Linked DNA regions of Homo sapiens: region 2 is linked to region 1. Evidence: chromatin contacts called from ENCODE Hi-C or POLR2A ChIA-PET data. All regions are on one chromosome and are shown on one strand. Each heading gives the region's core, a stretch centred on a gene start or an enhancer-like site at or near the end of the contact. The rest is flanking DNA. Distances are from core to core; before and after follow the strand shown.

Region 1 (7,342 bases), core at 4,812-7,311:
CCCCATCTCTAATAAAATACAAAAATTAGCCAGGTGTGGTGGTGGGCACCTGTAATCCCAGCTACTCGGGAGGCTGAAGCAGGAATTGCTTGAACCCAGGAGGCGGAGGTTGCAGTGAGGCAAGATCACACCATTGCACTCCAGCCTAGGTGACAAGAGTGAGTAAAACTCCGTCTCAAAAATAAAGAAGATAGGAGGAAAATTTTCAAATACTTATAAGTCAAACAACACACTTTGTAAAAACCCATGGGTCAAAGAGGGAGTTTCAAGGAAATTTTTAAAAAATACCTTGAATGCCCTGAGTGCAAAGGCACAAGCCTGAAGTCTCAGCTTCTCAGGTGGCTGAGGCAAGAGGATTGCATAAACCCAGGAATTCTACTGGATGATTTAAGAAAAAAAAAAAAAAAGAGTTTTGAAATACATTGAACTGAATAAAAATGAAAACACAACCTATCAAAATTTCTGTCACACAGCTAAAGCAGTGCTGAGGGAAAAATATGGCATTAAATGTATACATTAGGAAAATAAAAAACTCCAACATCAATAATCTAAATTCTCACCTCAAGAACTTAGAAAAAGAAGAGCAAACTAAACCCAAACCAAGCATGAGCAAGGAATAATGAAGATACCAAAAAGAACAGGAAATCAATGAGATTTATTTTTTAAAAATCAATGAACAAAATCAATAAAACAAGTAACTGTTTCTTTGGAAAAAAATTATTAAAATTGGCAGGCCACTAGCAAAACTGATGAAAAACAAAAAGATACAAATTACCAATATCAGGAATGAAACAACATATCACTACAAACATCAAAAGGATAAGGGAATACCATGGATCTATACACGTAAATTGACAGCTTAGACAAAATGGACCAAATCAAAAAACACAAATACCACAATGAACACAATATAAAATATATAATTTAAATAGCTCTGTAACTATTAAGGAAATTAAATTCATAATGTAAAACTTCTCCCACTCCCTAGGAAAGGAAATCTCCAGGCCCAGATAGTTTCACTAGAGAATTCTACCAAATGTCTAAAGAAGAATTAACACCAATTCTACGTAATAGAAATAGAGGAGGAAAGAACACTTCCTACTTCATTTTATGAAGCCAGTATTACCCTGAGGGGGAAAAAGACAAAACAGTATAAAATAAGTACAAACCAATATCTCTCATGAGTATAGATGCAAAAAGCATTAACAAAGTATCAGTAAATAGATCTCAGTAATGTATAAAAAGCATTACACACCATACCCATCTCATTCCAAAGATGCAAGGCTGGTTCAATATTAAAAAATCAATCAATGTAATCCATCCTATTAAAACTCTAAAGAAGAAAATCACAAAATAAAATCAAGTAATGCAGAAGACTCATTTGACAAAATAACACTCATTTGTGATTTAAAGAAAAAAACAACTCTCAGAAAAATAAGAATACAGAGAAACTTCCTTAACTTGACAGAGTACCTGTAAAAAGCTTACAGTTAACATTACACTTAATGGTGAAAGTCTGAATGTTTTTATATTCAACATAGTGCTGAGGTAGTACAAAGGTACTACCTCAATTCAATGAAAAGGTACTACCTCAATTCAATTTAAAAAAATCAATTCGCTGGAGGAAAGCTAGCCTTTTCAACAAATGATGTTGGAGCAACTGGACAGCCATAGGCAAAAAATGAAACTCGATCTAAGTCTAATACCTTCTATAAAAATTAGCTCAAAATGGCAAAAGACTTAAATGTAACTTGTAAAACTATAAAACTTATTTTTAAAACAGAAGAACACTTTCAAATTCTAGGATTAGACAAAGAGTTCTTAGACATGATACCAAAAGCACAATCCATGAAAAAAAAATTGAGATTTTGGACCTCTCAAAATTAAAAACTTTTGCCCTTGGAAAGCCCATGTGAAGAGGGTGAAAAGACAAGGTACTGGGAGAAAATATTTGCAAATTACATATCTAACAAAGGACCAGTATCTTCAGTATATTAAAAAAAAAAAAAAACCTCAAACTCAACAGTAAAAACAAAACAAAACAAAAAAACTGCCTGTAATTCCAGTAAAAAAAAAAAAAAAAACCCTCAAACTCAACAGTAAAAACAAAACAAAACAAAAAAACTGCCTGTAATTCCAGCACTTTGGGAGGCCAAGGTAGGAGGATCACTTGAAGCCAGGAGTTGGAGAACAGCCTGGATAACATAAGGAGACCCCATCTCTACCAAACATTTAAAAATTAGCCAGGTGTGGCCGTGCACACCTGTAGACCCAGCTACATAGGAGACTGAGACAAGAGGATCACTTGAGCCCAGGAGTTCCACGTTATAGTGAGCTATGATCGTGCCACTGTACTCCAGCCTGTGCAACAGAGTGAACCCCTATCAAAAAAACAAAACAAACAAACAAAAAACCCCACAAACAATCCACTTAGAAAATGGGCAAAAAACATGAATATACATTTCACCCAAAAGAATATTCAAGCATATGAAAAGATGTTCAACATGATTAGCTATCAGAGAAATGTAAATTAAAACTACAATGTGTTACTACACACCTATCAGAATGGCTGAAATAAAAAATAGCAACAGCACCAAATCCTGCTAAAAATGCAGATAAACTGGTCATACATTGCTGGTAGGAATGCAGAATGAGGTAGGAACTTTGAAAAAGAGTTTGGCAGTTCCTTACAAAGTTAAAACATGCACTTACCATTTAACACAGCAATCCTATTCCCAGATATTTACCAAAGAGAAATGAAAAGTTACTAATGATATGTGAAAGTTCATTGGAGTTTTATTCATGATAGTCCCCAAATGAAAACAATCCAAACATCCATCAACTGCTGCAAAAACAGTGGAATACTACCCAACAAGAGAGAGGAACAAATGATATGTACAACAGTGATAAACCTAAAAGTATAATGAAAGAAGTTGAACACAAAAGACTACATGCTATATGATTCCATTTATGTGAAATTCTTTAAAAAGCAAGACTATAGTGGCAATTTATCAGTGGTTGCTAGGGGCCAGAGCTGAGGATGGGAATTGACTGCAGAGGGTAATGAGCAGCGGTGTCCTGGGAAATGTTTAACAACTGGCTCTTGGTGGAGAGGGAGCCTGGTTTGTAGCATTTGCTGATTTCCATGGTGTAAATACCCCTCCATTGCCAATTTCAAATTACCGATGTGACATGACCGAACATTTAGTAGAGAAGAAAGGCTAGTTAACAGCTGAATCTCCCAAGGTGGCATAAGTGGGATCCAGCGCACCACTGTCCACAAGGAAATTTGGGGGCATGATGGAAATGTTGCATATCTTGTGTTAATGGCTGAACAACTGTACATATCTGTAAAACTCATTAAAGTATATATTTAAAATGGGTGAATTTTAATGTAGGTAAATTGTACCTCAGTAAAGATGAATTTTTTTTTAAGCTGAGCGGGTGCAGAAACAGTAAGGAATTGTAACTTTTTATCAGGGTGGCTGCCCTCCACCTCCTAATCATCCATCCTTAATTTCTTTTTGTTGTTGTTGTTGTTGTTTGTTTTTTAATGCATTGAACAACGTATTTGTTGAGTGCCATCTATCTTGTCCCCAGGAACCCATGCTCTATTAATGATCGCCAAATTTCTCTGCTGGTCAGACCCTGGCTACCTCTCCAACCTTTCTGCTCAGCACAATAATTCTGCTACTTTGACTCTGGCATCCTATTGTCCCTCTGCTACTAGTAAGCCCAGCTCTGTGACCGTATACCCTATGTCAGCCCTGGCCTACAGAGAACAGCCAACCCTGAGCTTCTCTTACCAGCACATTCTTCATCACTTCAAGAAATTGAGTATTCTTTCCACGCCCAGCCTCGCATGCCCACTCTTTTGAGCCTTTTAAAGAAAGTGAATATTCTTTGGGATGTCTGATGAAACATAAGCATTTGGTGAGTTTTCTGACTTTACATATTAATTCTAGCATACCCACTCTTTCTTTTTTAAATAGAGATGGGGTCTTATTATGTTGCCCAGGCTGTGCTTGAACTCCTGGGCTCAAGCAGTCCTCCTACCTCAGCCTCCCAAAGTGCTGGGATTACAGGCATGAGCCACCACACCCGGCCTAGCAGGCCCACTCTTTTGAGCCATTTAACACCTCTTCCACTATATGCCACAGCACTCCTCACACGCCTACTTCACTTAATGTGGGCCATGACTTTCTCCAAGCTTCCCAGAGCCATCCCACTGTAACCAAAACAGGTTCAGTTGCTTGCTGCTTACAGAGTCCAATTAACAAAAGCAAGGTCTGGTATAAAGAAAGCGACTTTTTATTCCAAAGCTAGCTTAGGGGAAGAAGGTATAGCCTCCGGCTTTTAGGGTACCACTTCACTCTTGGAGCAGAAAACAGGTGCTTTTAAAAGGGGACCTGGCATGCTGACATGAATGGCATGCAGGGGAAGAAGCAGGCAGCTGGGGTGCCTGCATACTCGCTTTGGTGCCTTGTCTACTGGGTGGCCGAGCTGGTGACTACTGGCACCTTCATGGGCAGGACTAGGTTGCCAAAGCAGCCAAAAACTCTCCAGGTGAGAGAGTCTCATAGCAGGCATACATTGGCTTGTAGATGGACTTGTAGGTTGTCTCTTCAGGTAACCTCCTGCTTGGGTGAGAGTTCTGCTCTGGGACTTCTAAACACACAGTTAGATGAACTTGCCCTGTAGGGAGTGTCTGGTGAAGAGGAGGTAAAAGGCTATAACTGCATTTCTAAATGCAGTTATAGGGGAAAAGCAGAAAAGAGAAAAAGAGAGAAAAAAATAAACTATCTCTTGGAAAATGGGGTACTCAGTTACACTATCAGAATGTTAGCAACATCTCTTAGGGTCTTTGTCAGAGTACTAAATCCCATATCCTAAGAATGGGCTCCCATAGGCCAGGCGCAGTGGCTCATGCCTGTAATCCCAGCACTTTGGGAGGCTGAGGCGGGGCGGATCGCAAGGTCAGGAGTTTGAGACCAGCCTGGCCAACACGGTGAAACCCCATCTTTACTAAAAATACAAAAATTAGCCGGGCATGATGGCAGGCATGTGCCTGTAATCCCAGCTACTCAGGAGGTTGAAGCAGGAGAATCGCTTGAAACCGGAAGGTGGAGTTTTCAGTGAGCTGAGATCACACCACTGCACTCCAGCCTGGGCAACAAGAGTGACACTCTGTCTTAAAAAAAAAAAAAAGAATGGGCTCCCATATCCATACACTCTCCCTTATCAAACTTTATGTCCCACCCTCCTTGATCCAACACCCTCAGAATCCAGTCCCATACATCTCCAACCTGTATTTGCTAGTTAGGTCCTCTTGAACCTCCAGGGCATGGTGCATTTTTTCTCTTAGGGGAATCTTAGCTGAGTTCTAAAAGTACTTAATCCTAGTTATTGGTTTGCAGATCAGGAGAGGAGGTGGGGTAGGTTTTGAAGGGAACCTGTGTGGTCTTGCAAGCCAGAGGCTTCTCTATCATCCTTAAGCAAGGAAGTAGTGATAGCCTTTACCAGGAACAAGTGGGCACTTTTGCAGGCCCAAAAGATGGAGAATTTAAAAATTCAAGATTTTTTAAAGCATTAACCCAGCTGCCCCCACTCCTATGTCTCAGGGTCTCACTCCTTCTTGCCAGTGTTAAGAATTCAACCTTCTTTGGAGCCCTGCTACTGTTACAATTAAATATTGGACCTTATTCTCAATTTTGGGGGGCCTCTAGATACAAAAGATAAAAAATGTCTTTTAAATTGCTAAGGAGGGCCTTGGGCTTTCACTCTTAGCCTTTATTTGGTGATCAATCACCCTCAACCTTTCATTGCCTTTGTCCAATGCATTGATTGCCTCCAGCTAGCCATCCAATTCCATTGTCTTTATAAAACCTGATATATTTATCAGACCTGATATATTTCCCCCACTAAGCATTGCTTTCCCCCAGGATCCCATCCCAGTTCAGCACTAGTGAAAGCTTTGACAGTTGCACTGATACCTTGCTGGGGAATCTCCATGCTCCACCTACTGCCAGTGGCCCTCCCTGCCAGCGGCCAACAGGTATTTCCAGTTTAGAATCTCATTTTAGAATCTGCTTCCTCAGCACTCTTGGCACTGACTGTCAGGCTGGGTTCCTCGGGAAATATACTCTCAGATGGAGATTTGAGTAAAAGCAGTTCATTGAGTCGTGCTCTCAGGATCAACAACACTGGGAGAAAGTGAAGGCCTTAGAACTGGACAGCAGGAACTCAGGAACTGTTGTGGCCCTGCAGAGTTGTCCCCCACTGAGACAAGGAAATCAGAATCATGCAGGGGAATATACTTCCACATTGACCAGTAGATGCAGACTGTCTTAGGAGGGGGCATAATCTTGAATGAATTTTCACTTAAGGGTAACTCCTGGAGGAAGCCCAGCTGGGAACTGTCAGTCACCCAAATTCTTGGAAATGCTGGTGCAACCAGGAACTGTCAGTCACCCAAAATTCCCAGAAGTGCTGGGGGGAGGACAAGGATGAGTGCTTCAGTCCTGATGGGGGTGGGTATCTGGGTGGCACAACAGTATCCACTATAGTACCTTTTTTTCTTTTCTTTTTCTTTCTTTTTTTTTTTTTTTTGAGACAGAGTTTCACTCTTGTTGCCCAGGCTGGGCTGCTATGGTGCAATCTTGGCTCACTGCAACCTCCACCTCCTGGGTTCAAGCGATTCTCCTGCCTCAGCCCCCTGAGTAGCTGGGATTACAGGCATGCACCACCACAGCCGGCTAATTTTTTGTATTTTTAATAGAGACGGGGTTTCACCATGTTGGTCAGGCTGGTCTCAAACTCCCAACCTCAGGTGATCCACCCATCTTGGCCTCCCAAAGTGCTGGGATTATAGACATGAGCCACCGTGCCTGGCCTATAGTACCTTTAAATATGAGAATTGAGATATATTTTTTGATACTTCTCACCTAGATAAGTATTTTTTAGATATTTCTTACAGCTCTAAACGGCTACTCTTTCTTCCTAGTTGGTTTGGTTGTGGAATTTCACAAGGTTACATTACCATGTTACTTTGCCATTGAAGGGGCATCGCAGAGGAAAAGAAATCATACAGTGTTGTATTTCAAAGCCAAACAGACATTGTGTTTGGATTTTATTCAAGATTAGTCCTGGCTAGGTGTGGTGGCTCACGCCTGTAATCCCAGCACTTTGGGAGGCTGAGGCAGGTGGATCACGAGGTCAGGAGATCGAGGCCATCCTGGCCAACATGGTTAAACCCCGTCTCTACTACAAATAAAAAAATCAGCTGGGCATGGTGGTGTGTGCCTGTAATCCCAGCTACTCAGGAGGCTGAGGCAGGAGAATC
Region 2 (7,612 bases), core at 614-3,113, 59 kb after region 1:
AAGTGATCTGCCCGCCTCGACCTCCCAAAGTGCTGGGATTACAGGCATGAGACACCGCACCTGGCCTAGATCTGATAGTTTTAAAAACAGCAGTTCCCCCTGCATGTGCTCTCTCTCTCGTCACCTTGTGAAGAAGGTGCTTGCTTCCCTTTCACCTTATGCCATGATTGTAAGTTTCCTGAGGCTTTCCCAAGCCATGCGAAACTGTGAGTCAATTAAACTTCCTTTCTTGCACTTTGGGAGGCTGAGGCGGGTGAATCACAAGGTCAGGAGTTCGAGACCAGCCTGGCCAACATGATGAAACCCCGTCTCTACTAAAAATACAAAAAATTAGCTGGGCATGGTGGCAGGCAACTGTAATCCCAGCTACTCGGGAGGCTGAGGCAGGACAATCGCTTGAACCCAGGAGGCAGAGGTTGCAGTGAGCTGAGATCATGCCACTGCACTCCAGCCCAGGTGACAGTGCGAGACTCCATCTCAAAAAAGCACAAACAAACAAAAAAAAACCTTCCTTTCTTTATAAATTACCTAATCTCAGGTAGTGTCTTTATAGCAGTGTGAAAATGGACTAACACATCCAGTAACAGGTATACTTATTGGAATAACTAGCATTTAAAGAATATCTGGCAAGCGCTCAAGCATTCTTTTAGGTATATGTGAGAGATCTGGTTTCTCGTGTCAGAGGACTTAAATTCCAGTTATTTTATACATGTGTAAACAATTAGAGAGCACTGAAAGACAGTATATAATGCTGCATTACAATGAAATAGCAAACATGTATGGTACAGACAGTGATATAGGCAGTCAGAATGGAAGCACTTATTGATAATTACAGTTATCAGGGAAGCCTTAGGTGGATCCCCAAAGAACAGAATGAAGAAGAGAAACTATAAGCTAAAGATAGGAAACAGGAATGAGTCTGTGCTTAAATACTTTGAGAAAACAGATTTGCCTGATTTAAATAAGGGAACAGGAGACAATTAAAGATAATGCTGGATAGGCAGACTAACACTAGATTATGAAAAATCCTAAAAAGTAGGCACAGGAATTTAGACTTAAGGAAATAAACAACAGGGAGCTAAAATAAGCAATAAGAAATGGCTCCTTCTTTATTAAAGAAAGTTTGATTTGTGTTTGAAAGCCACATGAATTAACCTGAAGAGAGAATGAAATAAGGAAGATCAATGATGTTTGGTACTCAAGGTGGAAAGCATTTCCCAGAGTATTTTAAGGAAAGATAGTTGGATAGGCAAATGAGTTCAAGATTAAGTCAAGAGGGCCAGGCGCGGTGGCTCATGCCTGTAATCTCAGCACTTTGGGAGGCCAAGGCGGGTGGATCACGAGGTCAGGAGATCGAGACCATCCTGGCTAACATGGTGAAACCCTGTCTCTACTAAAAATACAAAAAATTAGCCGGGGAGAGGTGGCAGGCGCCTGTAGTCCCAGCTTCTCAGGAGGCTGAGGCAGGAGAATGGCGTGAACCCAGGAGGCGGAACTTGCAGTGAGCCGAGATAGCACCACTGCACTCCAGCCTGGGTGACAGAGCAAGACTCCATCGCAAAAAAAAAAAAAAAAAAAAAAAAGATTGAGAGACTAATTCAACTTCTAGTTCTGTCACCTACCAATGTGTACTTGCATAAGTCATGTAAACCCTTTCACTGTGTAAAACTGGAATATCTCATAGATGTACAAGAAAAAGATGACAGATGTTAAGAGTTTTGTAAAGTATATATCAGTAGCTATTATTAGTATCATTTAGCTATTAAGTTCTTCTAAGAACCGTACAAGGATATGAATGTCCTGCCAGGAAGTGACTAATAGAAAGATTATGCCAGTCTCTCCCCAACCTGGCCATACAAGTGAAGGCTCACTTAGGCACCGAGGATTATAGCCACAGAGGGGATGTTCAAGAAGAACCACGATGCAATGTCAATGTCCTGAAGATCCTGAACACTTTCCTCTTCATCACCAAAACACTGTACTGCTCCAGCCAAATTTAAACCAATTATTGAAAAGCCAGCAGAGAAGTAGAGGGGGGAAATAAATAAACAATACTGGTCTATCCAGTTTCCAAAGAAACTTACAGTGTTATTTAGCTCAGGGAAAAGGCTTTACAACTATTTTTCTTTATTTCTGTATTGTTTCGATGAGAATAAGAATATAAGAATACTGTCTTTCTGTTTTGTTTTTACCCCTAACGCCTAGAACTATGTCTGACTCACAACAGTACTAATATTTGATGAACACTTTCCCAAGGCAGAGGTGGGTCACAGTGATTATCTACTCCAGCAATTCCAAGTGAGCTCTTTTACACATGGGGCAGTAAAAATGGTCTTCTTTCATTTCTAATCAAGAAATTGCTTACCCAGGTGTGGTAGCTCACGCCTGCAATCCCATCATTTTGGGAGGTGGAGGCGGGAGGATCACTTGAGGTCAGGAGTTCAAGACCAGCCTGGCCAACATGTTGAAACCCCATTTCTACTAAAATACAAAAATTAGCCGGATGTGGAGGAGGGAGCAGGTAATCCCAGCAACTCGGGAGTCTGAGGTAAGAGAATCACTTGAACCCGGAAGACGGAGGTTACATCTCCGTGAGCCCAGATCATGCCACTGCACTCCAGCCTGGGAGACAGAGCAAGACTCTGTCTCAAAAAAAAAAAAAAAAAGATTACACTGCTTGACTGACTAAGTGGAAAACATAAATATCACCACCCTAGTTTCCTTTTCTTCTTAAATTTTTTTAATTAAAGTAAAAGATGTATATAATTTAAAAAAACAAAACATATAGTACTAAAAGGCTCCTAATAAAAACAGCAGCCTCTGATCCCAGAGCGTCATTCCACAAAAGCAACTACTTTTAGGCACTTTAAGCAATTTCTTGTGATAATCCCTCCATAATTCTAAATGGCATGCTTACATTGACAATTCTTGACTTACCAATTTTAGACACTGTTGACTTACTGTGTTGAAAATATTTGGTTTTAACTCTCTTGTAGCACCCAAACACTCCCACTTCCTCTTCCCCCAACTTCTCAATAAAAAATTAAATACTCAATAACTGCATTATTATAAATATGTAAACACTATTCACAACTAAGCTATATACTATGCTATGACTTCCTTTCTTGCAAAATTTTTTATTTCCTCTGAGGTTAAATGCCTCGTGTTTTTGTTTGTAACTTCCCATGTACCTATCACCAATTTTTCCTCCACAATAACCAAATATCAAAACTCTTTTACTTAGACATTCATTTTCTAAAAACTGTCAACGGTTGTCATTTGCTGTGGTATCCTCCCTTGTTCTCTTTGTCCTTGCAAGTTTACGCTTTTTAAAATTCCAATACTGCTACTTTTGTGAGCTTTCAGGAAACAGCAGCTTAAATGTGTGTACACTTTGCTAGGTTTAGCCAGAATTTAAATATAAATGATTAATTTCTACCTTATTAATTTTTAAGGAAAAGGTTCATTATTACCATTAGCAACTAACATATAATATCTCATCAATTTAAATGAATACATTATTTCATATTTTAACATTTCTGAAATTGGGATGTATCTTACAATCAATGATGTATCAGTTTAACTGACAGCTTTTTTCTCTTATCAATACATAAAATAATGGTGCATCTTATAATTGATAACATTTTAGAACTGTGAAATTCGTTAAATATTCCTACCATCAAAATATGATACAAAAATAATTGAAATTAAGTAAGAGAAATTTAATATACTTTTCAAAAGATACAGTTGTTTACTTAGTCCATCAAAAAACAGCTGCCAGGCACAGTGTTTGTGGCCAGGTGCGGTGGCTCATGCCTGTAATCCCAGCACTTTGGGAGGCCAAGCTGGGTGGATCATTTGAGACCAGGAGTTTTGAGACCAGCCAGGGCAACATGGTAAAACCCCATCTCTACTAAAAATACAAAAATTAGCTGGGCTTGGTGATATGCAACTGTAGTGCCAGCTAGTTTTATACTTCAAAAAGGCTGAGGCATAAGAGTCATTGGAACCCAGGAGGCACGGGTTGGAGTGAGCCGAGATCATCCCACTGCACTCCAGCCTGGGAGACACAGCAAGACTCTGTCTCCAAAAAATAAAAAACAAAACAAAAAAATAAGTCATTTGAGATGGTGCAGTCACTATGGAAAATAGTATAGCAGTTCCTCAAGAAGTTGAAAATAGAACTGCCATATGATTCAGTAATCCCACTTCTGGGTATATTGAAAAAAGGATCTCAACAAGATATCTGCACACCCATGTTCACAGCAGCATTATTCACAATAACCAAGAAATGAAAGAAACCCAACTGTCCATGGATCAATGGATAAATTAAATGTGGGATATACATACAACATATTATTATTCAGCCTTAAAAAGGAAGGAAACCCTGTTATATACTACCACAACACGTATGAAACTTGAGGCCATTATGTTAAGTGAAATAAGCCAGTTATAACAAAGGCAAATAGTGTATAATTACACTTACATTAAATATCTAAAGTAGTCAAATTCATAGAAACAAAAAGTAGAATGGTAGTTGCCAAGGGGGAGAGGAAAACGGGGAGTTGTTTGATGGGTACAGAGTTTCAGTTTTAATCTTTTGCAAGATTAAAAGAGTTCTGGGCCAGGAGCAGTGGCTCACGCCTGGTAATCCCAACACTTTGGGAGGCTGAGGTAGGAGGATCGTTTGAGGTCAGACGTTCAAGATTATGGTGAGCTATGACCGCAGCACTGCACTCCAGCCTGGGTGGCAGACTGAGATTCTGTCCCCTCCTTTAAAAAAAAGAATTCTGGAGATCTGTTACACAACATTGTGAATATACTTAACACTATTGAACTATACACTAAAAATGGCTTAGAAATTTAAAAAATTATCAAATTGTATACTTTAAATATGTACAGTTTATTGTATGTAAACTATACCTCAATAAAGCTGTTTAGAAATCATTTGAGGCAATAGGAAAGTTCAGAAAAGTTGCTGGATATAAGATACTGCTCCAAAAACATTAACTTTTCTAAATACTTAAATACTTTTGTCTTCTAGTTTTATACTTCAAAAAGCAATTTCACATGCTCTGCCCTCACTTAAATTTTGATAAGCATTAAAAAAAAGCAGCCAGGTGTGGTGGTTCATGCCTGTAATCTCAGTGCTTTGGGAGGTCAAGGTGGGGGGATTGCTTGAAGCCAGGAATTCAAGGCCAGCCTGGGCAACATAGCGAGATACCTTCTCAATTTTTTAAATAAAAAATACATTTAAAATAAAATAAACAAACCCACCTATGAGACACACCACTGTTCCCCTTTAACAGATGAGAAAACAGATCTCAGCAATGTTATGCAAAGGATTTACCCAATGTAGAGCTTATACTTGAATCAGATATTCTGACTCCTAGCTAATGATTTTTCTACTCCAAAAATACAAAGATAAAATATTCCATTCATAATAGCAATAAAAATATAAAATCCTTGGTGATTAATTTAAGGGGGCATTGATAAAACATAAAACCACGTAACTTTTTTTGAGGAAACAAAAGTCAACTTGAATAAAATAGATACTTTATGCATCTATTATTATAATACAACATTTAATTAAAATGGTGATTCTTCTTCAGTAAACTATAAATTTAACAAAATTCCAGTTGGAATAGTAATAGGATAGATACTTTATAAAGTGTTATGAAATGGGTTAAAAATTATTAGAAAACATAAAATGGGAAAGAATATCAAGACTTTTAAAAAAGGAAGGCTTAGCCTTACCAGATATTAAAATATATTATATAGAAACAATAATCAAAAGGGAATACTGAGTCAAAAATAGAAATACAGATTAAGAGCAGAGAGATGCTAAACATAGGCCATATATATACACACACACACACACACACCAGACAGATATAAATTTAATGAAAGACAAGTTAAGCATAATGTATTAGAAATGAATCATTTAATGTATCCTGATGTGCTATGTGGATAGCAATACCAAGAAAATTTAACTTAGACCAACCATTCATTCATACTACACACCACAATAAACCTTGGGTAAATTAAAGCATTAAATATTAAAAATAAAATATTGTGACAAAAGCACACTAAATATAAGTGTGCTATTGTCCTCTTATATTGAGGAAAGAAAATGTTAGTAGAAATCACAATGGAAAAGATAGATAAACATTGTTATACTAAATGTTAAAACTTCTCTAAAACAAAATTCCTGGCCGGGCGTGGTGGCTCACACCTGTAATCTCAGCACTTTAGGAGGCAGAGGCAGGCAGATCGCTTGAGCCCAGGAGTTTGAGATGAGCCTGGCCGATATGGCAAAACCCTGTCTGTACAAAAAATACAAAAATTAGCTGGGTGTGGTAGTGCAAGCCTGTAGTCCCAGCTACTCAGGAGGCTGAGGTGGGAGGCTCACTTGAGCCCAGGAGGCAGAGGTTGCAGTGAGCCGAGATTGTGCCACTGCACTCCAGTCTTGGCAACAGAGCCAGACTCTGTCTCAAAAAAAAAAAAAAAAAAAAAAAAAAAAAAAAAAAAAAAAAAAAAAAAAAAAATTAATAGCACTAAGATAAAAACAAAAACAATGGAACAGAGTAAATATCTATTAAAATGGCAAAGACATAAAAGTTTAACAAAATACAGCAATTTTTGTACAGCAAGGTACAAAAACACAATCAATAAACAGCTGTATTCAAAAGAAAAATATATCTGGGCACAGTGGCTCACACCTGTAATCCTAACACTTTGGGAGGATTGCCTGAGCCCAGGAGTTCAAGACCAGCCTGGGCAACACTGCAAGATCCTGTCTCTATTTTTTTAAAAAAGTAAAAATTAGCTGGACCTGGTGGTGAGCACCTGTAGTTCTAGCTACTTGGGAGGCTAAGGTGGCAGGATCACCTGAGCCCAAGAGGTAGAGGATGCAGTGAACTATGATCACACCATTGCACTCCAGCCTGGGTGACAGAATGAGAGCCTATATAAAAAAAAAAAAAAAAAAAAAAAAAAAAAAAAAAAGAAAGAAAGAAAGAAGGAAGGGAGGGAGGGAGGGAAAGAAAGAAAGAAAGACAGACACCAAAAAGTGATATTACAAGAGTTAATCACAGCATCATTTATAATCACATACTCAAAAAACAACCTGGCTCTAGCCAGGCACACATGTAGTCCCAGGCACTCTACTTGAGAAGCAGAGGTGGGAGGATTGCTGGAGCCCAGGAGTCCCAGGCCAGCCCCAGCAACATAGGGAAAACCCATCTCAAAACAAAACAAAACAAAACAAAAAAACTCTGGAACAAATAACAGGGAATGACTAAACAACATATACTACATTAACTCAGTCATAAATGACATATAAAAAACTGTATGAAAAAGGAAAAAAGAAAAGAAAAAGGTTGTATCTGTATTAGAATTATAACTATGTAAAAATTATACATCCATATAAAGACCTAAAGCCAAATATACATGTAAATACTTGTAGGAAAAGTTCCTAAAAGAGGGCTTCCAATTAGGGATGGCAGATTAAAAACAAGTATCAACTCTTACTTCCTCCTAAAACCCCATTAAAATTTCAGTAAAGGAATAAACCCATGAGATCAAAGGGAAACAATCAGAACAAAATTTT

Evidence for each region. A loop is a pair of places that touch in the nucleus more often than their neighbours do. ChIA-PET counts read pairs that join two places held with the same protein, here RNA polymerase II (POLR2A).
Region 2: a map of Right ventricle myocardium superior shows a loop between it and region 1 (4-fold over the local background). The contact joins two enhancer-like sites. A Hi-C loop is called at or near these places in 3 of 168 maps with a recorded cell type or tissue (GM12878, Right ventricle myocardium superior and astrocyte of the cerebellum). POLR2A ChIA-PET finds 5 or more read pairs at or near these places in 6 of 52 experiments (GM10248, H1, HCT116 and 3 more).

The regions. Positions count from the first base shown.
Region 1 is chr1:151,738,875-151,746,216 of GRCh38, reverse strand. No RefSeq gene overlaps it. Among named protein-coding and RNA genes, the nearest start is that of MRPL9, 21 kb to the left of the region's middle. Within about 2 kb of position 6,061, at least 3 of the 41 ENCODE cell types and tissues checked have a DNase peak (open chromatin) inside an H3K27ac peak, as active enhancers do.
Region 2 is chr1:151,675,207-151,682,818 of GRCh38, reverse strand. All of the region lies in intron 7 of SNX27 (sorting nexin 27), which reads right to left. Among named protein-coding and RNA genes, the nearest start is that of CELF3, 38 kb to the left of the region's middle. Within about 2 kb of position 1,863, at least 8 of the 41 ENCODE cell types and tissues checked have a DNase peak (open chromatin) inside an H3K27ac peak, as active enhancers do.